2 separate regions of the Homo sapiens genome follow, and region 1 is linked to region 2. Evidence: chromatin contacts called from ENCODE Hi-C data. All regions are on one chromosome and are shown on one strand. Each heading gives the region's core, a stretch centred on a gene start or an enhancer-like site at or near the end of the contact. The rest is flanking DNA. Distances are from core to core; before and after follow the strand shown. Region 1 overlaps GPR155 (G protein-coupled receptor 155). Region 2 has its middle 47 kb from the start of CDCA7.

The links. Hi-C counts contacts between places; a loop is a spot of excess contacts on that map. Pooled maps may share reads with other maps.
Region 1: a map of CD8-positive, alpha-beta T cell shows a loop between it and region 2 (6-fold over the local background). The contact joins two enhancer-like sites. A Hi-C loop is called at or near these places in 4 of 168 maps with a recorded cell type or tissue (CD4-positive, alpha-beta T cell, CD8-positive, alpha-beta T cell and GM12878), 1 of 37 single-sample maps with no recorded cell type and 4 of 50 pooled maps.

The regions. Positions count from the first base shown.
Region 1 is chr2:174,435,495-174,439,641 of GRCh38, reverse strand. It overlaps GPR155 (G protein-coupled receptor 155), which reads left to right. Exons shown (of 16, transcript NM_152529.7): 16 at 3,226-4,147. The coding sequence ends at 3,526. Among named protein-coding and RNA genes, the nearest start is that of SCRN3, 42 kb to the right of the region's middle. Within about 2 kb of position 1,326, at least 7 of the 41 ENCODE cell types and tissues checked have a DNase peak (open chromatin) inside an H3K27ac peak, as active enhancers do.
Region 2 is chr2:173,400,309-173,404,354 of GRCh38, reverse strand. No RefSeq gene overlaps it. Among named protein-coding and RNA genes, the nearest start is that of CDCA7, 47 kb to the right of the region's middle. RefSeq lists a silencer at 1,690-1,859. Within about 2 kb of position 1,799, at least 2 of the 41 ENCODE cell types and tissues checked have a DNase peak (open chromatin) inside an H3K27ac peak, as active enhancers do.

The sequences.
Region 1 (4,147 bases), core at 77-2,576, 1.0 Mb before region 2:
GTTTAGAGTGAACCAAAATGTCATAGAATATTGACACTGATTTCAAGTTGGCCAGTAGTGTCTCTCACAAAACTTTGAGATACATTGGATTTAGAAGTGATGTTATATTCCCACCTCAGCATTTCTTGACAAATGTATTTGTCAAGAAAATGAAATGAAATTTCTGCCTCTTAATTTTGTTGCTTATGTTTCACTTCAAGTTCTAATCTTTAGTCTGTGACATAATATTTATTATACTAATCCTTAAGGTATGAAGTATATAGCAGGTTCTCTTTTAATTTTGGATGAGGAAAAAAATTTTTTTATAAACGAAGTATACAGCAGGAAATTATGAACTTTGAATAAATACTATACTACCAGTATTTCTCTTTGTCATAAAAGAGAAAACAAAACAAAATATAAAGAACCAAATACTTTTATGTCTATAACTGAAAATATGAAATGTATGAAAATTCATATGGAGGATAATTTATTTACATATATTATGCCACTGTATTTAACATATATATCATTATAATCAGAAGGTAGCCTGGTACGGAGAGTGGAAAAGGGGCTGCAGTGGGTGTGGACTAATACTAGAACTCAGCTCCTGAACTGCCGCTTGTTGGCTGTGTGACATTGGGCAAGTTCAATTCTCTAAATTTTAGTTTTCCTCTTCTTTAAAATATCGAATTCTTGGGATTGTTGAATTAGATGACAGAATGTCTGTGATAGGCATAGCCCACTTTCTGGCAACAGTAAACTATGAAGAAAAGTTAGTTTTTCACCCTTCTGAGCACAATTATTTCAAAGTGCCATCTATGAATAGTTTCGACAATTTAAAACTGCTTTTTAGGGCCGGGCGTGCTGGCTCATGCCTGTAATCCCAGCACTTTAGGAGGCCAAGGTGGGAGGGTCACCTGAGGTCAGGAGTTCAAGACCAGCCTGGCCAACATGGTGAAACCCTGTCTCTACTAAAAATACAAAACTAGCCGGGTGTGTTGGCGGGCGCCTGTAATTCAAGCTACTCAGGAGGCTGCAGCACAAGAATCGCTTGAACCCGGGAGGTGGAGGTTGCAATGAGCTGAGATCACGCCACTGCACTCTGGCTGGGCAACAGAGCAAGACTCTGTCTCAAAAACAAACAAACAAAAACCCACAAAATAACCCTGCTTTTTAAAATTAAAAAAGAGAACTCCGGGTTAGCTCTTTGAGGCCCAGTGTGATTGCCAGCTCTTGGGAAGGAAGCATAGCTTTTGCAATTTGCAGGGCTGCCAGTCTGCCTCAGTCCCATTTGGCTGAATGGACACTGGCTGGGAGCGTGCCAGCCTGTTTCCTGCCCCTTTCCAGGCTCTACAGCCTGTACAGTGTCACATTCTCTGCCACTTTGTACAGCTCCATGGGCTGGTTTTTTTGTTTGTTTCTTTGAGACAGAGTCTTACTCCCATCGCCCAGGCTGGAGTGCAGTGGCGCAATCTCACTGCAGCCCCAATCTCCTGGGCTCAGCCTTCTGAGAAGCTGGAACTACAGGTGCGTGCCACCATACCCAGCTAATTTTTTGTATTTTTTTAGTAGAGATGGAGTTTTGCCATGTTGGCCAGGCTGGTCTCAAACTCCTGAGCTCAAGTGATCTGCCCACCTCGGCCTCCCAAAAAAAGTGCTGGGATTACAAGCGTGAGCCACCATACCCAGCCATGGGCTGTTATTATAGCTGCCTGATCACAGTCATCAGGAAATAAATACTCTGTTGGTGTCTGGAATAGAAGGTGTCAGGCTATAGGCCAGGCACGGTGGCTCACGCCTGTAATCCCAGCACTTTGGGAGGCTGAGGTGGGCAGATCACCTGAGGTCGGGAGTTCGAGACCAGCCTGACCAACATGGAGAAATCCCGTCTCTACTAAAAACACAAAATTAGCCAGGTGTGGTGGCGCATGCCTGTAATCCCATCTACTCGGGAGGCTGAGGCAAGAGAATCACTTGAACCCAGGAGACGGAGGTTGTGGGGTAAGCTGAGATCGTGCCATTGCACTCCAGCCTGGGCAACAAGAGTGAAACTTTGTCTCAAAAAAAAAAAAAAAAAAAAAAGGTGTTAGGCCATAAATAAAAAAATCAACAAGCAAAAAGAAGGCTAACACAGAGTATAATATCCAGGCTTTTGTCGAATGTGGTGTTTCTAGTTGCAAGGCATAAATTAAGATAACTTATCTCTAAATGAAATACTGATGTTAAAATAATGTAGTTTTATGTATTTGAGAAAACTTTTCATGAGTATTAACCTTTTTTTCTAATTCTTATATAAACTCTAATGAATATTCATTTATGGTGAAATGTTTTTAAATTTTTGTCACCTATTTCTCCTTTCACCTTGATCTTCATCCACCATTTCCCACGTCAAGCACTTTAGGTTTTGTAGCCTGAATGATGCTTGTGGACAGATTCATGTTGTCTATCTATAGTGTATTTGTGTGGAAATGTACAGCACTCGTGTAATTGGATTTTTTTCCCTGTATCTCTCTATCCTTTGTTTATTTGTACATACTTAAGACATCCCATATTTGCATCAGGAAGATAGATTTTTAAATATTCAAGAAGTAGATTCACAAAGCACATTTTAAAAATCTTAGATTTGTAGCAAGTTAGATCTCACTTATTCTTTCCTTGCTTCCTAATGAAGCAAATTTCTGACAAACATATCAGTAGGATTGTCTTGCCTGCTGAGGGCAAGAAGAAAGGCTACTTGTGGGGCACTATGATGTATGTAGTGCATACGTATACATGATGTATATGGAGCTAAAAATAAAGTTTGATTTGAATAGTGAAAATAATCACTTCTTAAGAGCTCGTGAAAAATATTTAGTGTTCCTGACACAAATTACTTAGTATAACTAAAAGTATAAATTATAAAATATGTCATATTCAGCTATTACAGGACAGATCTGATAACAGGCTACTATAAAAAGTATTTCTTTGTAAGTGCATTTACATTATCTATGACTTTTTTTGGTATTGTTTAAGCATTTCTGTTTTCACAAGCATTACTGGCATATTTTCTTTTTCTCCAGTGGGTCTTTCTAGGTCAGGAGAGTTAACAAACCCTTTCTATTCAGAACAGTTTCCTTCCTGCTATGCTTGTAACTACCATGCTGTCTTTCCTTGTTTCCTTCTATTTTTTCTTGCTTGTCCTCTATCATGCAGTGCTGATACCAGATTTACAGAAAATATGGGTGAATCATTCCTTTGACACAGGTGTGGTGCAAAGACTTCTGCTGGAACTTTCTGTGGCTGTGACCTGGTGAGCTGGCTAATTGAAGTCGGCCTTGCCTCCGACCGTGGTGAAGCTGTGATATACGGAGACAGGCTGGTACAAGGGGGAGTCATCCAACATATTACCAACGAGTATGAATTCCGGGATGAGTACTTGTTTTACAGATTTCTTCAAAAGAGTCCTGAACAGAGTCCTCCTGCTATTAATGCAAACACTCTCCAACAGGAAAGATATAAAGAAATTGAGCATTCATCCCCACCCTCACATTCCCCTAAGACCTAAATTATGCAGGGGAGAACCCTACATGGAATCATATTCTAGCCGCGTATTCATTAGTTTTTAGCTGGGTGACCTTGGGCAAGTTAACAGAGGCAACCTCTCTGAGCCTCAGTTGTCTCTTCTGTAAAATGTGAAAAGATGTGCTCCCACCACATGCGCAGGGTCTGTGATTTTACATGTATGTAAAACACATAGGAAGCTGACTTAGGAAAAAGAGAAAACCAAATTAAAGTTCTGATAATGAATATAATATAGTCATCCTTTAGTATCCAAGGGGATTGGTTCCAGGACTCCTGAAGATCCCAAAATCTGAGGATACTCAAGTCCCTTATATAAAATGGTGTAGGCCGGGCATGGTGGCTCACGCCTGTAATCCCAGTACTTTGGGAGGCCGAGTCAGGTGGATCACCTGAGGTCAGGAGTTCAAGACCAGCCTGGCCAACATGGCGAAACCCCGTCTCTACTATAAAATACAAAAAATTAGTTGGGTGTGGTGGCGGGTGCCTGTAATCCCAGCTACTCAGGAGGCTGAGGCAGGAGAATCGCTTGAATCTGGGAGGCAGAGGTTGCTGTGAGCCGAGATCGTGCCACTGCACTCCAGCCTGAGCAACAGAGCAAGACTCT
Region 2 (4,046 bases), core at 550-3,049:
TATAAATAGCAAAGGGAATGCTGCATGCAGCTAGTCCATAGATTAAGCAAAGCAGACAGATAAAGATATACAAGTAGCCACAGGACTGGTGTGAATTGTGATTTATAAGCCAAATAGGAAGAGAGGGGAATAGTGTCTCCTCTGGTCATAAGATTTTGTTCATTTTGTCTATTTGTAGACAAAAGTCTACAACCTACTTTCAACATAAATGTGTGATCCATTTCTGTCTCCAGGAGCACAAATTTTAGGTATATTCGGACATCCATCCTTCCCCTTTCAGCCAGGAGCCATGCAGATGTGTAGGAATGGAGGAGTCATCATTTTACAGAAGAGGAAACTGAGGTTCAGAGAGGCTACGTGATGTCAAAAATCATAGCTGCAGGCCTGGCGCAGTGGCTCACGCCTGTAATCCAAGCACTTTGGGAGGCTGAGGGGGGCGGATCACCTGAGGTCAGGAGTTCGAGACCAGCCTGGCCAACATGGTGAAACCCCATCTCTACTAAAAATACAAAAATTAGCCAGGTGTGGTGGTGGGTTCTTATAATGCCAGCTACTCAGGAGGCTGAGGCAGGAGAATCGCTTGAGCCTGGGAAGCGGACGTTGCAGTGAGCCGAGATTGCACTACTGCACTCTAGCCTGGGCAACAAGAGCGAAATACCATCTTAAAAAAAGAATCATAGCAGACGTTAGGATCAGAACCGATCTACAGGAATGCAGAAGTTTCTTCACCCCTAGAACTTTGCTCTTTTATGCATACTCAGTATTTCTCAAGGTATGCTCCACAAGACACAAGTGCCTAGAACATAGGTGCTTTGTGGAAAGGAAAAGACAAAATGTCATGGTCGTCATGGTCAGATAAGTTTTGGAAGTGCTGGATCAGACAAATTTAAGTGGGCTTTTTCATTTGTTTGTTTGGACTGTAGAACTTATAGGACTTGTAACAAGATTTCTTTCCACAAAAGTTGGGGGAGTGGGGAATGCACAGATAGTGCCTACAGGCTTTCTCAGACTCTGACATCAGAACACTTTTTACCGCATGAAATAAATACCTGGGAGCCCCTTAGGGTCCAGCAACCTTTCACACAACGTAGCTTAGAAAATGCTGTGCCGAGCCCCTCTTTCTCAGCTATTTCATGGGCTGGAATGGCATTTGTCCACATTTTGTGGGGCTTCCTTGTCTCTCTGCAGATGCTTCTGAGCCAAGTCCAGAAGACGTGGGAAGTGGGGTCTCTTGGCACTGATGTAGCTACAGCACGAAGGTATTGTGTTTCTCCTTCCTAGGCACCCAAAGTGAGAGCAGCAGGGCGCAGCAGTGCCCAGAGCTGACTGATGGCATCAGGAAATCTAGCTCATCCCAACCACAGGCAGTTTTTAAAATTGGGGTTGTGGCTCCCCCTGCTAAAGGTATCCTCACAGGATGTCATATCAGAGCTCAGCCCCCGAGTGAGAAACAGTTATGCCTAGGGGTATGGAAGGGAAAAAGAGGAGGAAACGGGGGCTTTAATTTCCATCCCTGACTTTTTCCCGGCTGCCTTTGTAAGACTTTGGTCACCTGCTCCTAAAATGCCTCTTCAGCTGTGTTTCTACAGAGGTGTTAACTGCTTTCCTCACCGGGGACTGTGCAAAGGGAGACCTCTGTTTCTGGTTCAGCGACATTACCCACGGACCTTGTTACCAACCTTGGCGACCAGAGAACGCTGATCTCCAAAGGTCTAGACCCGGTGAAACAGCGTTCGGTGGCCACTGACCGGTTTCCAGAGTCAGAGCTCCCCCTGCTGGAATCCAAAGCACGTCGTAACCCTGTCTGGACGTATTTTATTCCACAAGACCGTGCAGCCCTGATTGAGTGAACTTTCCACCAGCCACTTTATCCTCATACACAGGCATTTTCCGAGGAGGACTTGAGCCGACATCAGTGTTTGGCCATTCGCGGTTCTCGCTTCCCCTTGGTTATTTCCCCTTCGCTGAAATATATTCTAGTTTTCCCAGCCCAGATCTAATTGGACTCCTCCGGGCTGGGAATTTAGGTTTGGGAGATTTCCCAAATTAAACCATGAAGTTTATCACTAATATAATTACATTTCTCAAATACCAGACCTTTTGCATTGCTCATCTAGATGGGGGAAAGGAAGAAAGGAAAAAGTGAGGAAGGGAGGGAGAGAGGGAGGGAGGGAGGGAGGGAAGGAAGAAAGGAGGGAAGGAGGGAAGGAGGAACAGTGAGTCCTGCTTTTCTATCATGGGATAATAACATGTCTAAAAAAAGTGTTTCCCTTAATTGGGACCCAGGGGACGGAGAGTAGAAAAATACCTCCAGAAAGTCCCCCTTCGGAGTGGGGTCTAGAGCACAGATGTTGGGAATCAGGTTTCACTCTGCTCCAACAGCTCAGCCTTTCCATGCCATAAGGACCCTGCGCTGTCTGCCGAGGAAAACAACGAACAGTAAACCTTTGCTCATTTCTAGCTTCATCTTCAGAGACCGGATTCTCCAGAATTCCTGTGGCTGAGTAATTCCATGTCCCTTGATTTGGGGAATTCCTCCTAGGTAAAGCTTTAACAGACACCATTCTATTTGAAATCGCAAGTACTGTGCATCTTTTCATTTGCTAAAGGAGAAGAAGAAGGGAAAGAAGGAAGGAGTAGAACCCAGTCAGTGTGAAATGTGTATCTCTCCTGTGGGACAGCGGCAAGGTTTTCTGCTGGTTTTCTAGATCAAACGAGGACTCCTTATGAACTACTGGCACAGAATTTCGAGGCTCTTTATGACTTAGAATTAGGGAGCATGTTGGCTGTGTTTTCCTCCTCCAAAGGTGGAATGTGTGGCCATTTTGGGGCACCTTGAAAATAAAAAATGGAAAGATACCAAATGCAAAAGCCTAAATAAAGGCATACCTCCTTCAACTCAGTAAATAATTATTCAGATTTACAAAAATGAATAAATAAGGGAGCAAATCTTCATTTTACAGAAGTATGCATACACCATGAGATTCCTTTACATTCCAAGTTCCCCTGATGCATAAAACATATGACTAGATTTACAAAAACTTGATTTACACAATTTTTTAGGAAAACAACTTTGCAGAAAGATTAGGTATGATTAGATGCTAGAAGAGCTCTTCTCTCAAGGGAAAACAAATGAGCTTAGCTAACGGGAGATGGTGGAGTTAATAACCAAAAAATTCTTCATGCCATTTGAAAGAGTTGATTTCAATATTGTGAAGTTCTTAAAGATTTCTTAGGCAACTCCAAATGACTGCTTACAGGCATGGGAACAGAACTCCTGGAAGGGACTGCAGCAGGAAATGGGCAGTGTTCAACCCTTTCTGAACTCAAGGGTTCCAGAAGAGAGCCCGTGAGGCCAAATGTGTCAGCTAGGAAATGATAGGGTCTGCCCCCTGTAGGGCAAAGGGAACCTGTACGTTGTCCTTGAAGGACTGACATATTCCTCTCTCCTTCTAAACGCCAGTCCTTCCACTTCTATGAGGATAAATACTGGAGAAAGGAGAGAAGAGGAGGGGAGGGGAAGGAGAAAGGGAGGAGAGGGAAACCTGTGTGGCACTGAGGGCGTTTGGCTGAAGCTAAAAGAAGAAACCTAATTCTAAGTGAATACATTTGTTCCAGAGAGGTCTAAGAAGACTCTCGGAGCCTTGCAGCCTGGAGCTGGATTTTCCTCTGAAGCCCTGCCATGCAAAGGGCAAACAAATGACCATGTAGATGATGCAAATGAGGGTTTCTCATGTATTTCTCCCTGAATGATCGAAGACGCTTCACTTTAAAATTCATACTCAGAATAATTAGCCATTCTAACCTTTAAAAAAAAAAGAGTTCACATGCATACTCTTTTCTAATAAATAAATACTGCCCTGCACCATTTTGAAATGTCTAGGAATTTCCGTCATATTGTGGTCTAATCTCTGATTTGCTTTTAGCCTTCTGATCTGCAGGAGAATCGGAGCTATGCGAATCCACATCCAGGTTCCTTTCTCACCCTTTTATTCTCCCACGGCAGCATTTGGAGATAGCTGGAGAAGGAGGTGTTCTCTTTCTCT